Regions from separate parts of the Homo sapiens genome. Here region 1 is linked to region 2. A link is a loop called in an ENCODE intact Hi-C map of the cell type or tissue named here. Cell type or tissue: ascending aorta. All regions are shown on one strand. Links, peaks and the distances in the headings refer to the core of each region. The heading gives the core; the rest is flanking DNA.

What was found. Peaks named below come from ENCODE experiments on the same cell type or tissue, not always from the same donor. Only the 100,000 strongest peaks of a DNase experiment are listed, where the experiment ranks them.
Region 1: a loop joins it to region 2, with 2.5 times the contacts of the local background. A loop is called at or near these places in 16 of 110 quality-filtered maps.

The regions. Positions count from the first base shown.
Region 1 is chr3:72,346,491-72,349,395 of GRCh38, forward strand. No RefSeq gene overlaps it. Among named protein-coding and RNA genes, the nearest start is that of RYBP, 99 kb to the right of the region's middle. In ascending aorta, for the core only: a CTCF peak has its summit at 1,452; DNase peaks (open chromatin) are centred at 351 and 1,581; H3K4me3 peaks cover 703 bases; H3K27ac peaks cover 1,881 bases.
Region 2 is chr3:72,269,002-72,271,906 of GRCh38, forward strand. No RefSeq gene overlaps it. Among named protein-coding and RNA genes, the nearest start is that of LINC00870, 120 kb to the left of the region's middle. RefSeq lists enhancers at 7-1,206, 1,069-1,318. In ascending aorta, for the core only: no CTCF peak of the experiment used is centred there; a DNase peak (open chromatin) is centred at 1,220.

The DNA.
Region 1 (2,905 bases), core at 147-2,646, 77 kb after region 2:
CAACACAGAGGAGAAGGCCATGTGAAAACAGAGGCAGATATATTGGAGTGATGGGGCCACAGCCATGGAAAGCCTGGAGCCAGAATCTGGAAGAGGCTGGGAAGCATTCTCCCCCAGCGCCTTCGAAGGGAGCGTGGCCCTGCTGACAACTTGGTCAGACTTCCGGCCTCCAGAACTGTAAAAGAATACTTTTCTGTTGTTGTAAGCCACCAGTTTGTAGTTAATTTGTTATGACAGCTACAGGAAACGAATACACAGGGGAAGAGCGAACTCACCTCTTGCTTCAGCCCATGAAGAGCATGCTTCTGAGAACCACAGAATTTTCTGCTGGAAGGAACAGCAGAGCTGAGTCACCCGACATTGCCTAAATCCCAGCATCCCGGCCCCACCTGACTGCTGTTTCTACTTCCACTCACCACCCTGCTGCTCTTCCCTTAGCATTTGCCTTCTAACTGACTTAACTTTTTCTTACTCAAATGTATTTACAGGCTGGGAGCCATGGTTCATGTCTGTAATCCCAGCATTTTAGGAGGCCGAGATGAGCGGATCACTTGAGGCCAGGAGTTTGAGACCAGCCTGGCCAACATAGTGAAACGCAGCCTCTACTAAAATTAAAAAAATTAGCCTGGTGTGGGGGCTATGAATATTTGTTGAGTGTAATCCCTGCTACTCAGGAGGCTGAGGCACGAGAATCACTTGAACCCAGGAGGCTGAGGTTGCAGTGAGCCAAGGTCGCGCCACTACACTCCAGCCTGAGCAACAGAGCGAGACTCTATGTCAAAAAAAAAAGCCATATAAAATATTTACAAATAGAACTTTATGTCACTTATCAGAGGGAGAAGCAGCACCGCATGCATTCATTCACTCCATCCTCTTATTCTGTCAACGAAACATTTATGAAGCACTGACTGTGAATGGGGCAGTATTTAAGGCTCTGGAAACACAGTAGGGATGAAGCAGACAAAAAAACCCCGTCCTTGTGGAGCTTGCATTCTCGTGCAGAAGGGGCTGGGAATAGCTGCTGACTTGTCTATAGCTATGAAGATTAAAAATATTCCTTGGGGCCAGTCATGATGGCTCATGCCTGTAATCCCAGCACTTTGGGAGGTCAAGGTGGGAGGGTCACTTGAACCTAGGAGGTCAAGGCTGCAGTGAGCCATGTTCATGCCACTGCACTCCAGCCTGGCAACAGAGCAAGACCCTGTCTCCAAAAAAAAAAAAATTTCCTTGGTTGGTATGTCCCCTGATTGTGACCCCCACGTGGGGCAGTGCTCCCAGGGAGGGAGTTGAGGGCAGAAGCAGCATGGAGGCAAAGGCCAGGGTTTGAATTCTGGGCGTGCCACTTGCTGCTCTGTGCCCTGGGAACCTGAGATTTCCCTCCAAGAAAGCTGAAGGAGTCTCTAGGGCCCCCGGTCTCCTGCCACTAAGGGCCTGCAGTTCTGTGAAGGGGAAAAGCTCCTCCGCCAGGGGCAGGGCGGGGCCGGTCTGCAGGGCGAGCACAGCCGCATTCCAAGGTACAGAGCTGCTGGGCCCAGAGGTGGCCTGGAGAGAAGGCGAGAGCTGGCGAGAGGGACGTTCTGGGAGAGAAGGCGCAGCCTGCCAGAGCTCGGAGCCCGTGCCAACCCCGGCCTCCTGTGAGCAACAGGAAGGGGAGGTCGCGTGACTTGTGGGATCTGTGGGCAAAGAAACTGTGAGGCTGGACTTTCGCCCAGGGCAGACAGGAAGCCTGCTTCTGAATCCTCGAGTTAGCATACGCATCAGCCATTCACCAGACCCAGACAACCCGTTTTATATGGTTTACCCTCACAACCACCTCAAAGGCAGCATGACTATTCCCATTTGACAGATGCGGAGATCAAGACTCCTCAAGGGCACACAGCTCTAAGTGGCAGGGCCAGGATTTGAACCCAAGTCTGATCTCAACCATCTTACTTACCTTTGCCTCTATTTCTGAATTAGTAAGGTGTTGTTTGGTTGCAAGGGACAAATATCCAATTCAAACTGGCTTATCCCCAACCCCTACCCCAAAAAGAAATTTGTTGTAGTTTAGGGCTTTCAGGCACAGCTGGATCCAGATGCTCAATGTTCTCTCAATGTTGCCTCATCCTTTGGCCCTGTTTGCCTCTGTGTGAGCTTCACTTTATGGTATGAGAGGTACCAAATATGGCTACCAGAGGCTCCCAGCTTATATACTAGAAGCTTCACAGACTCACCAGAAATGTGAATCCCTGTTCTAATAGCCCTAGTATAAGTCACTGGCCCAGTTTGGGTGAGATGACCAGCCCAGAGACAGTCATATGGACAAGGATTTGCAGCAGTATTTCCATTGGCCAGGAATGGATCAGGTGTCCACCCCTGACGTTGGCAGGCCAGGGCAGTAACCTCTCACCCTCAAATCACAGGGACCGAGAATGAGGAGAGGTGATTCTCTAAGAGGAGATTGGGAATTACCAGCTGAATGGAGGCTTCACAAGCAGAACTGGTGGACATCCCCTACAGCCTCTCTGTGTTTCTCCCTTTAGTCTTTAGTAAAGTTTTTTTCTTTTTTTCTTTTTTTTGTTTTGTTTTGTTTTGGGAAAATTTCCAACCTCATTCTCATGGAAAGAAGAGGCAAAAGTTTTTAAGGCAAGGTGGTCTTGCAGTAAGCTGCCATTGTGTGGAGATGGGACTGCAGAGGAAGTGGGTTGTGCATCTGCTTTGTACAGTGATGGAATGCTTGGCTTCTTTTGGCCAACAGAATGTAAGTGAATGTGAGGTGAGCAGAGGTTTTAAATGTGCTTGCTGGTTTGGCTGGGTCTTTTGTACTTCTGCCATTCCCCATAAGACATCCTCTGTGAAACCTCTGATTCCAGAATGAAGCACATGGAACATTCCTGATCCTAACCCAAAGCCTAGAGCAGATCTA
Region 2 (2,905 bases), core at 153-2,652:
TAAAGGATTCTGCTACAACAGCGACACACCAGCATCATCCTGGGAGACCACCTGCTGATGGCCCAGGCCCAGATGTGAGCTCTTCCCAGGCCTGGACACCCCTACTCCCACCTGCTCACCCTCACTAAGCCACAGGTTCTTTCCCATCTTATAACTGCTCCCTGGAACATTCGGCAGCCAGAGTTAGCTAATCCAATCAGTTTAAAGGCGTTTTGCATAAGCCTGATCATAACCCTCACCTGAGCAGTGTTAAAATAAGCAGGCTCCCTGGATCCTCCCCTGGAGATTCTGATTCAGTGGGTTATTTTGAACACATTGTCCAGAAAATTCCAGTGGAGGTGCATTCGGAAAACATTAGACTAATGCCGCTTAGCAGGATGGCCTCTTTTCTGGAACCAGGGCCTTTGAATGGTGGGGCTCTTTGAAACCCATGAGAGTGCCTCTGCAGCACTGCTCTCTGAGTGACCCTGATGTGTGACCCCTGACAGAGCCATTCAGATGAAGGCTAGCGTGGATATATGGTGACCTCCCTGGGCCAGCCTAAGCCACCCTCAGCAAGGACTAAGGAATGGAAATTCCAGGATGCTGGCTGTAGTCACATGGAAAGCAGTACTTTCTGACCATCAGAGCCACTGTGAAACAACAGAATGTGGCCCTTGGGAGGAAGGGAGTTCCCCATACTTGGAGAAACCCAATGATCAAAGGATGAGCTTTGTCAAAGGAAATTGTACCTTTTACTTGACTCAGATGCCCGATAGATGCTTCCTGGAAGGACAAGAGGGTTGTTTAGAGCCTCACTACTCAAAGTGCGGACCACAGGCCAGCAGCATGAGCCTCACTAGGAGCTTTTAAAGACCTCTAACATCAACTTCATGTCCTAAAATTCCAGCCACCTTGATTCAAGGTTAGGCCCTGGCATAAAGACCCTTAAAATCTCCCCAGTTTATTCTAATGTAAAGCCAGGATTAAAAGCCAGAGAGAGCCAGAGACCCCAAGGGTACCATCTAACTAAGATAACAAGAATCTCTGGCTGGGCTGGTGGGGAATAAACTTGTGAGAGAAGGGAAGAAACATTTGTGAAAAGCTGCAGTCTCTTTTTCACTTTCTTTTCTGCTTACTTCAGCAGGAATTTGTCTCCCAGCTGCCAAAAGCAAAATGACTCAGAGAAGTGACATGACCTGCTCAAGGTCACTCCGTGGATGATGCAAGACTAGCAGGCAAGAATATCTTTGGATTCCTGCTCCGGGGCGTGACGACATCCCGGGCCACTGGGGTGGGGCTGCAAAGTATTAAAAAAAAGGAAGAAGACAAGTTTCCCACCCCTAGATACAGCCTGGCAGTTAAAGCAAGTCAAAATCAAAGTACAGCAGACATAGACATTGTAATAAACTTGTCTTGAGTGCTTACGCGTATATGCTAACCACTGCATTTTCTTTATGTGTGTCACATCATTTCATCTCTGGAACAATCTCATGAGAGACTGTTAGGTCCTATTATTAACTCATGTTTTACTCATGAGGACACTGAGGCTCAGAGTGGTGCAGTAATTTGCCCAAGGTAGCACAGCTTGTAGGTATGATAGCAGAGCCGAGATGCAAACTCAAATTCAAGAACCCAAACACCTAAGCACCGTGGACCACTGCTCTTGCCTAAAAACAGGAAGCACAGAGTGAGGGGGACCTCTGTGAAGGCTGACAGACTTAGGAAAGGCTTCCTGGGGGAAGATGCCTTTCTCTGAGCTTGGCTAGAATGGGTCAAAAAAGAGTAGGTGTGCGGGGCAGAGGTGAGGCTGGGGATGGGGAGCAACAGGCATCAAAACTGAGTGCAATCTAGGATTTAAAATTCAGGTATTCATAGCTGGCATGGTGGCAGGTGCCTGTAATCCCAGCTACTCGGGAGCATGAGACATGACACCCACTGGAACAGAGGTTGCAGTGAGCCGAGATTACGCCACTGCCCTCCAGCCTGGGCAACAGAGGGAGACTCCGCCTCAAAAAAAAAATTAAAAATTAAACAAAATCCAGCTATTGGAGGAAAGGGTGGGCTGGTAAGCCCTTTGGCAGAAAGAAGAGGCAGTTTTTGCTCTGAAGCCCTAGAGAAAATGAATTGCTGAAAAGCAGGGATGGAATAAAATGTGTCCCCTTTAGACTGCTGGATGGGTTCTGAGGTCCTGTGAGAGAGGCAGGCAGGGAGACAAGGAGCTGAGGAAGTTGTAGAAGACCCTGGGAGATGCAGGCTTGAGGAGCTTCTTCAAAGAGCCTAACCCCAGCCACCTATGTTGGGCCCAAGCTTGGCGCTGCCCACGAGTTCTGTGGTCTATTTTCATTATCATCCCACTTTACTCTTCTTACTTTGAAGGGAGGCCAGGCTAGAAAGGAAACCAGGCTCAGATGGGGTCAATGTGCTTGTCCAAGGCCACTTAGCTGAGAGGAGCCCAGCCAAGATGGGAACCCGCTTCTGCCTGACCCAACGCCCATCTCACGCGTTGAGGAAATGAGACTTCCTGCAAGGCATGGCAGAGAAAACATGTACTGTTCTCTGCTCCTTCCTGAGAATAACTCACATGCCAGCAAATAAATTTCTAAAAAGTCATAAATAAGCCTGCAAGGTAAAAAAGAAAAGGGAGAAATGCAAGAAGAGATGTCCAAATACATACGTGTGTGTGTGTGTGTGTGTGTGTGTGCATGTATGTATTTGGAGGCTGAAAACAGGTTGGATGAACTAATGTATCAAAGCTGAAAGCTGAACCAAGACAAAGGGGAAACAATGGGAAGCAAAGTGAACTGGGTCCCAGAACCCCAGAAAACCTCAAGAATTCATCAGCTCTGAATAAAAAGTGCTGGGTGGGCTGGAAGCAAGAGGATTGCTTTAAAAATCTTTAAAAATAAAATCTAGATCTCCAGGT